Linked DNA regions of Mus musculus: region 2 is linked to region 1. The links are chromatin contacts, found by Hi-C or POLR2A ChIA-PET in ENCODE. All regions are on one chromosome and are shown on one strand. The core of a region is the stretch at or near the end of the contact, and the rest is flanking DNA. Distances in the headings are between cores, read along the strand shown.

Region 1 (5,294 bases), core at 2,017-4,516:
CCAAGGGATAGAGATGAGGATATACAAAGAACTGTATAAATTAAACATCTAAAATCTCTCAAGTTATCTAGTCAACAAGTGGGCTGATGGTCAGAATGGGCATTTCCCAATGGAAGTAACGCAAGCCACCAATAATACCTGAAACGTATGTATTCAACACCCTTAACCATCAGGGAAATGCAAATTAAAAGTGTTTTGATGCCTATTGAGTTGGCTTCGTGGGTAAAGCCCAGAGGATGACCTGAGATAGATCCCCAGAGCCACATGGGGAAAGGGCAGAAGCAATCTCCTAAATTGTCCTCTGATTTACACACATGCACACTGACACACAGACACACAGACACACACACACACACACACACACACACACACACGCGCGCGCGCATTCTCATGCAGTGATTAATCCCAGCACTCAGGAGGCAGAGACAGGTGGATCTCTGTGAGTTCGAGACCCGCCTGGTGTAAAAAGCAAGTCCTGGAGAGCCAGGGCTATTCCACAGAGAAATAGCAACCACACAAACAAGCAAACAAACAATGCTTTGCGATTCCATCACGCCCCAGTCAGAACAGCTATCACCGAGAAAACAACTAACAACAAATGCTGGCAGAGATGTGGGGAAAGAACCGTTACTCACTGCTGGTGGGAGTGCAAGCTATTGCTGCCACAGTGGAAGTCAGTGTGGAGGGGTCTCAAAAACTACAAGTGGAAGTGCTGTGTGAGGCAGCTGGACCACTCTTAGGCATACACCCAGAAGGCTCTTCAGTTAGCACACTGTATTGTACTTCTACAATCATGGTTACTGCTGCACGATTCACAACAGCCAGGAAATGGAACCAGCTTAGATGCGCATCAATGACAAAAACAGATAAAGAAAATAGGTTTTCCTCTCCTATGCAGAATCTAGATTTAGAGTGTGTGTGTGTGTGTGTGTGTGTGTGTGTGTGTGAATATGCACACATTCAAGGCATGAGAGTTGAAAGGAATCATAAGAGGTGCAAAAGAAGGGAAACGAGAGGCTGATATAGTATGTATGTAATGAGATATAATGTTGATGTGTTGAGAGTGCTTTGCCTTTATGCACACATGCATGCCTTATCTATGACGTGCCCACAGGAACCAGGAGTGGGTGTTGTGTTCTCAGGAACTAGAATTATAGACAGTTGCTACCTCCATGTGGGTTCAGGGATTGAACCCCGGTCCCCTGGAAGTGCTCTTTAATGCTGAGGCACCTCTCCAGCCCAGTATGTATGTCATGAAAGAGCGACTTATTTGGGAGGGAGGCAAGGGACCAGCAGGAGGGGGATATGGGGGAGGGCAGTGGGCAGAAGGCAGTGGGAATACAGATGAAAATAGCAGTTCTTGAATAAGCAGCACAACGAACTATACAGTGAGGTCTTGGTCTCCTAGCACTTATAGGTACCTAACTGATCCTATACATAACTGCCTTGTGACCTTTCTGACGTTAGCTCGTCCTATGAGGGCTGGCTTCCCATCGCAGCCAAGCTTTTCTTCTCCCTCGTTCACTAGGGCACCAAACATCTGCTATCAAATCGTCCCTCATTCCCATTCACCCTTCTCAGGAAGGCATTCAGACAAGCTGAGACTTGTTTCCTACAGAGCTCCCTCCCCAGGCCCTAAACACTCCCTTAGACCCCAAGCTAGCTCTACTGTATGCCTGTACTACTTGGTGAATTTGAGTCTCTGGAAAGCAGACCGGTCTTAACCCTGGCATCTACCCGGGAGAGACCAGAGATGCTAGTAAGCATCCTGTGGAGCTGGGTGGTGGTGGCACAGGCCTTTAATCCCAGATCCCTGCACTCAGGAGGCAGAGACAGGTAGATCTCTAAGTTCAAGGCCAACCCGAGCTGTACAAAGAAACCTTTGAAAAAACAAGCAAACAAACAAACAAAAAAACCATCACTCTGGGGTCACATTTGATTCACAAGCATCTGTAACCCCAGTTCTAGGGGATCCAATGCCCACTTCTGGCTTCCACTAGCTACACACACATTGTACATAGACAAAAATGAACAACACCCATACACATAAAATAGGGTTGAAGCTGAGCTCTGAACAGTGACCTCCCTAAGAGGTGCAAATCCCATGAAGATGCTTCCTTAGCCTGCGGCATGAGGACATGGTGAACGTTCAATAAGGTCATGTAGGGGGACAACTTATGAAGCCAGGGGTGGGTGGTGCTGCACACCTTTAATCCCAGCACTACGGAGTCAGAGACAGGTGGTGATTCTCTGAGTTCAAAGCCAGCCAGGTCTATATAGTAATTTCCAGGATAGCCAGGGCTACAGGAAGAAACCCTGTCTGGAAAGATAAAGCCCATATAAGTGAAAAGCCCAAAATCTTGCTCCTCAGTGGGGCCAGAGTCTCATTTGCTACTCCTCCTTTCCTCCCCCCCAGGCCAGGTCTCCCATGTCTGCCCACACCAAGAACCTTTTGAGGTCTGCAGAGCCCAGACCATCTGTACCAGCAAGCACTTACCACGATCCGGTGACTCCTCTGCCTGGGGTTTACTAAGTCGGTGCTGTTGTACAAGGTGAAGCGCATGTCGCCCGGATTCTGCAGCTTCCCATTGGAGAACTGGACTGTAAGAGTGTAAGCCAAGAATAAGAGGCGAGGACCAGCAGGGTATGGATGGGGAGACCTGCACTGTGGCTGGACGCCGGTAGTGAAGGCAAGGGAGCTTAAGTCCGACTTTCGGGGGGCGGGGGGGTATGAAGAAAGCCCTGGTCCAGTTCTAAAGAGGGAGATGGAGGAGGGGAGGGGAAGTGACCTCTGGGCAGGGGTTGTGACAAAAGAGAACGACTGAGGAAATGCCATTAACTGGCAAGAGAGGAAACTCTGCTCCGTAGAGGGGGGAAAAGGGCAAATGAGAGAGCTGTGGAGATGTCAGGTCCCTGGGCACTGCCCTGAGACGAGTCCGAAGTGGTGACGATAGATGAATGCGGAGGGAAAAGGTGATGGTGGCAGGGAACCTGTCCCGGCTGCAGGCAGTGGGCTACCGTGGTACCCAGACAGAAGCGGAAAGGATTACGCGGAACTCCGCTCCGGGTCGGCGGTCTTTACCCAGCACAGCTTTCTGCCTGTCGTCGGGCTCTCCACAGTACAGCCACCTTGCACTCTGTAGCGCCTCTGTCTCCGTGTCTCCAGCCTGGTCATCCATCCCAGGAGACTCCAGAGTAGCCATGAGCTCGCCGGTTCACACGCGGACTCAAAAACCGGAAGTGACATTCTAGGCCCCGCCCAGGGTACACCAGCAGTAAGGCCACGCCCCTCACTGGATCGCGTCCCCGCCCACTCTTTGGTTCTTTCCCTTGAGGATCACACCCTCCCCCTTGCAGGAGGATGCAGTAACTCCCCTTTCGTCTCGGACCTCCAGGAGAGCAGCTTCACTTTTGTGTTGTATTGCTCACCGCAGGCTCTAAGCTGTGGGACCAGTCACACCAAAATCTCCAGAACTGTGAACCAAAATAAAAGAAACCGTTCCTCTTTATGAGCTGTCTTCATTTTGTGTTGTTATTGTCGTTTAAGGCCGGCTATCACCATGTGTGTAATCCTGGTTGGTCTGGAACTCATTCTGTGAAACATAATGGCCTCAAATTCACGGAGATTAGACCACCAGCTTTGTCTCACATATTTTGTTAAGGTAATAGAAAAAAACTGACTAATGTAGGGTTTCTCCCTGAGTAATTTCAATGCAGCCACCCAAATAAGAGAGCTAACAGTGATTCAACCATGTAATCTTGTAGTATTCAATTTCCCCAACGGCCTTGATACTGCCTTTTCAGCTAAAAGAGCCTGTCAGAAACCGTGTTGCAGCCTTACACTTGTAATCCCAGCATTTAAGAGCAGGGCTGCCATGAATTTGAGGCAAGTTCAAGTGAGAACTGTCACACATACACACAAATTATACTTTGCTTCTAGCTGTCACAACTCTTTGGTTGGAAGGTTACACTTTCTTTGACTCTACCCAGTGATTTTCTATTGATTCTTTCCAGAAAGGAAAAAAGAATATAAAAGGACTTAGTTAACTAATTAGTCATCCCCCCTTCTGTCAGAATCTTTTCCATACTCAGTTTATTTGAGGTTAGTAATGAATGGTAGAGCCTATTAGAAACATTTCACTTTTTAAATTATTAATTTATTTGGGTCCCAAGAGGGAATGTATGGTAAAGCAAAACTGCTCATCTGGTGGTCAAGGATGAAAGGAGGAAGAAGGGACTGAGGTCTCTGTTCCTTTTGGGCTCAGGTTGTCTTCAAACTCCACTTGTTCTGTGCCTGAGGGTGACTCCCCATCCTCTTGCCAAGTGCTGAGATTACATACACACACCATCACACCCAGCCAGAAAGAAAGTTTATTTCATTTCTTTCACTTCTGCACCTCCAACTCCTGAAAGGTCCTGTAAAAAAAAAAAGTGGGGGGGGGGGGGACCTCAGCAAATGTTGAGTGAGAGGTCTGGAAAAAGCTCAGTGGATAAAGGCACTTGCTACCAAGTTTGATGGTCTTCCTAGGACCCACCTGGTGGAAGAAGAGAGCTTACTCGGTAGCATACATCTGCATGCACACACAAAATAAATCAATGTAAAATAAAATTTAAAAATGAGCGAATGAAGGAAAGGGTAGGTAATAGAGTAGACCAGGTCATCAATCCTTGGAGCCTAACTAAGTCAGGGAGCGCACCTCAGAAATACTAATGTTCTTGCAACAAGTTAGCATAGGGTTTATACATAATAGATACTATGTATATGTTCACTGGCTACATAAAAATGGACACTTGTATGGAAGTTAAGAGGTGCCAAAGAGGGCTGGAGAGATGGCTCAACCGGTAAGAGCACTGACTGCTCCTCTGAAGGTCCTGAGTTCAAATCCCAGCAACCACATAAGCTCTGATGCCCTCTTCTGGTGTGTCTAAAGACAGCTACAGTGTACTTCCTTATAGTAATAAATAACTCTTTGGGCTGGAGCAAACGGGGCCAGCAAGAGGAGCAAGCAGAGGTCCTGAGTTCAATTCCCAGAAACCAAGTGATGGCGTCTCGACCCCTCTCTAGCACAGGGACACTATGGCTTTGCTATTCAAAGCACCATGGTCCTTGAAATGGTGAAATGGCAACATCACTACCTGGGGTTACTCTGTGCCTGAGGGTGACTATGATCTCCCCACCCCACCCCCCCACCCCCGCCAAAAGTGCTGGGACTACATAAATGCACCATCACACCCAGCCAGAACGTTTCTTTCTTTTCTTTCACTTCTGAATCCATCAGATCATCTGGAAATCA
Region 2 (5,294 bases), core at 309-2,808, 320 kb before region 1:
ACTTTGGTCTTACCTCATGTATTCTTCTGTTTAGGTCTGTCTAATTAACAGAGGTATACTATGTATATTAAATTTTCCCTTATGGTGATAAATGTGCTGTTTTCTCCCAGAAGTGTCAAACACTGCTGTATTTTAAATCTAATACTTGTTTAATCTTTATGTAAATACCCATGAAAGATTCCAAATAGAGCTGAGTCCTCATCATTATGATTTAACTTAGTCGCTTCCCCCCCTTCAAGCCTATTTTCTTCTCCTTTTAATATAGTTTACCGGTTGTTTTATAATGTTTTAATATATATGTAGTCTTGATATATTGTGATAAGAATGTTATTATGTCATCTTACCGTGGAGCCACAAGCAGTATTTTAAACTTGTTGTTAAACTTGTGCACTCACAAGACAGAGTACTACTAAATTTCCCTGGGGTAGTCTGAAAATTCCCTATGGCTTGAAGTAAACCAAGAGCAATCATCTTAGCAGTCTAAGCATGCAGTCTATCCCACAAAATGGCCCAAACCCTGAGAAGCGGATTTCTGCAGTCTTAGTGTCTTTCTAAAGCCTTCATTTGTCTCCTTCGTGGCAGGATCTGGCACACGGTCCAAAGAGTCTGCAAGTTTTCTACCTTTCACATAAATTCAGATCAGAACAAAGCCAACTGAGGATCACAGGAAAACGACGAGCATTTCTTTAAAGCCTATTTGTTTTGGTGTACCAGAACGCCCTAGTTGTGTACTGGCTCCGACTGACCTGAAGCGACGGCTTAAAAGTAGTTCTCTTTCCCCGAGCCTCCAGGACCCCGAAGGGAAGCACTGGGCCTGCCTATCCCAACAGGCCAGGCCAGGGCTCATAGGTGACAAAGTACCGGGGGGCACGAAGGCCAGCGGCTGCGGCCAGCCTGAGCGGAGGGAGCCCGCTGGGGTGTAGGAGCTTACCCGTCCGGAGAGTACTCGAGGTTGAAGACAGCACCGTGGGTGCGGGTGCTGAGGTACACCGAGTCTGCGGGATGGATGGACCCATACAGGTTAGTCATCGTGCGGAAATTGTCCCGAGCCGGGTCCACGAACAGCCCGCGACCGAGGCTTCGCTCTCTCAGCCACCCGAACAGTCTGGCCCCGGGGCCGCCCAGGCCTGCGCCGAGGCCCTGCCGGCTCCGCCCGCCCGCCCTCCAGTCCGGCCTCGAGCGTCTGCGCGGCGAGGAGGAGGGTGACAGCTTTGCCTGCGACGCCGACGCGGTGGCGGCGGACAACTCCAGAGCTCCGGGAGCCGCGAACTCTCCGGCGCGCTCGGCTGGGGACACCGCGGGGCCGCCCGGGAGGCGAGGGCTCCCGGCGACCGGCGGGGGAGAGGCCGCGTCAGCTCCTCGCTGCGGAGACGCCGGTCGCGGAGCTGGAGAGGGCGGTCTGGAAGCTGCCGCCGGCCCTCCGAGAGGCGGCGGCTCCTCGGCTCCAGCCGTCTCGTCCCCGCCCGGGCTGTGGGGCCCGAAGGGAAACATGACCAACGCCCCCGCCCCCTATTCCGGGCCGCTGTCCCGCCGCCCGACAACTCAGCGCTCCCGCTCCAGCCGCCACTTCCGGGTGTCGCGCCCTAAAGCCGCCGGCTGGGAAACCCGCGCCGCCGCTAGGCTGCCCTCTGCCGGGGACGTAAAAGCAGGGACACCACCGCCGGGTGCGCCACAACCTAGGAGGACTGTGAAGTCAGGATCCACGAGCCCTGTGTGTGCAATGTAGGGCACACAGAACCCGACTACAACCAGCAGAGAGTCGGCCCTCAGCTGTCAGGGAGCACTGGCTGGCTGTGTGCCGGACCAGTCCTACCAGACTGGGTCGGATTATCTACTGTTGTCCTTACACTGAAATGGAGCAGCAAGAGGGGCTGGGGGAGGGGACGGTGATTACTGTATTATATGTAGGTCACACAGTAAAGCTCTTGGCACACTGCCTACTTACTCAGCCTAGAACTCTATAAAGATTCAAGAGCAGTCGAATTTAAAAAGCATTGGACTGTACAGGGCCTAGACTAAAGGAATCTATTGATGTCATACATATCTGCCCAAATCTTGGTTGCTGCACAGTAAGGGAAATCTTTATCAGGGTTAGAGCCTTCTTCTCTTCCCCGCAAAAAGAACATACGTGCAGCTAGGAGTAAATGAGGGGAGCTAGAGATCAATCAATTCAAATCCACAAAGCCAGAGCCCACTGTCCGTCATACTCATACTACATCTGCCAAGCACTGCCCGGGCCTTGACGATATTCCCCTGTCTCCGCCCCTGCTGCCCCTGATGATATTCCCCTGTCTCCGCTCCTGCTGCCCCTGACGATATTCCTCTCTGCTCCAGCTGCTGAGTACCTCTTTTCAGGGAACTCATTAACAGGGAATAGAGGTTTCCAGTGCAGGGAAGTTTAGTCCTCAAAAAGGATAGCCCGAGGTAAAAGGAAAGGCAGATAGATAACAAACAAAACAAAATAAACCCCAACCAATTCTGTAGGTCTGTAGCGTTGTAGGGAGTTTACGTTTTAGTGACTGTGATATAAACCTGGAGGATGTGCCAACCCGTGAAGACAGACCTGGAAGATGTCTGCAGAAAGGGACTTAGATATTCAATGGTTGAACTTTAGACAGAAAATCAAGAAATCATCATTCGGTCTGAATTGGCTCCACATAATCAGATTTCACAGTGCAGGGCATTCCCCATGAAAAGCATACTAAGGTCCCAAAGGCATTGAAGAGCTGTTCACTGGGCTGAGGATGTGGTTCAGCGGTGGAACGTTTATCTAACGTGTGTGAAGCCCTAACTTCAACCCCTAGTACCGTAGAAAAGAAGAAGAAAAAACTAACCATGTTCACTGACAATTTAGAGAATCTAAGGAAAGAAAATTGGAATAAACAAGAGTTTATAAGTTTACATGTTCTCTGTTCATGTCATAATGACTCTCAAAAAGTTAAATTGTGAATAAGCTCAAGGCAATGGTGGTTATAGCACAGAATAAGTAAGTTAGTAATATGTGGTTTTAAAAATGCTTGTATTTAATATGTGAATATTCATTTATTCCAGATATTTTTACTGAAACCTAAAATAAGAGCATATTACATTAAAACTATGACCCTAGGGCTGGAGAGATGGCTCAGAGGTTAAGAGCACTGACTGCTCTTCCAGAGGACCAGGGTTCAATTCCCAACAACCACACGGTGGCTTCACAACCATCTATAATGGGATCTGATGCTCTCTTGTGGTGTGTGTCTGAAGACAGCGACAGTGTACTTGTATAAATAAAAATCAAACTTAAAAAAAAAAAAGACCATGATTCTATAATATCAGTAAAAATAAAACCTGAGAGAGCACTAAAAATCGCACTCAAATTCAGCTGTGCCTCTTCCTGTTGGCATGCTGCCTTTAGGGGCCAGAGAGATGGCTTAGCGGCTAAGAGCACTGACAGAGGACCTTTGAGAGTTTGTACACAGCAGGCGGTGGTGGCGCACGCCTTTAATCCCAGCACTTGGGAGGCAGAGGCAGGCAGATTTCTGAGTTTGAAGCCAGCCTGGTCTACAGAGTGAGTTCCAGGACAGCCAGGGCTGTACAGAGAAACCCTGTCTCAAAACTAACAAACAAAAAAAGACAAAGAGAGTTTATACACAACCACGTTAATAAGGAATTAACTTCAAGTCAATCTACATTGACCCATTTATATATACTAATACCATTTAGAAAGCTTAAGAATTTTCAACTTTAGTAACCAAAATTAAGTCACATTTAAAACATCATTGGAAGTCTTTGGCCTTATGGCCTTTTGTTTTGTTTTGTTTTTATTTATTTATTTATTTTTTAATTTTATTTTCCTTATGGTCTTTTTGAGTCACAAAGGAAGTAAATAATCAAAAAGGTTTTCCGAACTCTGTCCCCAAGTCTCAGTTATTATCACATGTCTCTGGACATTCAAGACCTAGTTCATCAAACAGGTGGGGAACAATTTTTTTCTCTACCCAATAACTAGATGTTTTGTGTTTTTTAATTGTTATGCAACTGATTTCTTCTAATGCAACACAGCTGGAATGATAATAGACACTGGCCTCTCCTGCCAGTCTCTTATGCTTTCGGAGCAGTAAGTTAGTTCTCGATCTGTTTAGTATCATTGTTTCTGAAGGACTAGAGAGATGTCTCCGTTAAGAGCACTTGCTCTTGCAGAAGATCTAGATTCAGTTCACAACCATCTGTAATTCCAGTTTCAGGGGGTCTGACACCCTCTTCTAACCTCAAGGGTACCAAGTATACACATGCATGCAGACAAAGCGCGCGCGCGCACACACACACACACACATTTTTAAAAGTCTTCTTGCTTATCCTAGCTTCAAAAATCCTATTTATTTTCAGGCTGTAAGGGTGGCTCAATACTTAAAAGCATTTCCTGTTCTTACACAGGACCCGGGTTCAGTGTCCACAATCCACATGGTGGCCCACGCCTGCAGTAACTCCATTTCCAGAGTATCTAATGCCTTCTTCTAGCCTCTGAGGACTCCTGTATGCATGAAATGAGGGAGGGAGGGAGATGGATGGATAATCTCTCAGCCAAGAACAAAGATTTCCTTCCTGTCCTGGCTGCCAGTGAAGAGCAGTAGCCATGGTCCCGAGCTACCCCATGGCTGTGGGCCATAACGTGACAGTGAATGTCAGCAAGCCGAGACACAGTAGGTGCCACAGGCGCCTCATCAAGCTCACCAAGTTCGTGCAGGACATGCTCTGGGAGATGTGGGGCTTTGCGACCTACAAGTGGCGCGCCATGGAGTTGCTCAGTGTCCAAGGTCAAGCGTGCACTCAAGCTCATCAAGAAGAGGGTGGGCACACATCTGTGCCAAGAGAAAGCAGGAGGAGCTGAGCAACATGCTGGCAGGCATGAGGAAGGCAGTGGCCCAGAAGGACTGATGCACCTTCCCCCAGTAAACAATCGTTCGGTAAAACAACAACAATAATAACAACAAAAATAGAGACGGCATCATACTTGAAGAGCTTGCTTTCCAGGCGACAGTAACAGAGCTCACAGGCTACCCCTCTGTCCCCAGTGAAGCCCAAACAAGACACAGTATTTGTGAAAGTAATAGTTTATATTTATCCAAGTGTAGTGGCTCATACTGAAGCAGGAGGTTCCCTGAGAGTTTGAGTCTGCCTAGGCTACACCATGAATTCCAAGCCATCCTGAGCTACACCGAGCGAGCAGAGGTCCTAAAAATTCAATTCCCAACAACCACATGAAGGCTCACAACCATCTGTACAGCTACAGTGTACTCATATACATAAAATAAATA

The links. A loop is a pair of places that touch in the nucleus more often than their neighbours do. ChIA-PET counts read pairs that join two places held with the same protein, here RNA polymerase II (POLR2A).
Region 2: a map of left cerebral cortex shows a loop between it and region 1 (3-fold over the local background). The contact joins the promoter of Dcaf10 here to the promoter of Polr1e in region 1. A Hi-C loop is called at or near these places in 1 of 37 maps with a recorded cell type or tissue (left cerebral cortex). POLR2A ChIA-PET finds 5 or more read pairs at or near these places in 1 of 5 experiments (Patski).

Annotation. Positions count from the first base shown.
Region 1 is chr4:45,016,581-45,021,874 of GRCm38, reverse strand. Polr1e (polymerase (RNA) I polypeptide E) reads right to left here and starts at 3,266. Exons shown (of 12, transcript NM_022811.3): 1 at 3,083-3,266; 2 at 2,498-2,601. The coding sequence starts at 3,203.
Region 2 is chr4:45,338,365-45,343,658 of GRCm38, reverse strand. Dcaf10 (DDB1 and CUL4 associated factor 10) reads right to left here and starts at 1,558. Exons shown (of 7, transcript NM_153167.2): 1 at 932-1,558. The coding sequence starts at 1,491. It also overlaps the pseudogene Gm12585.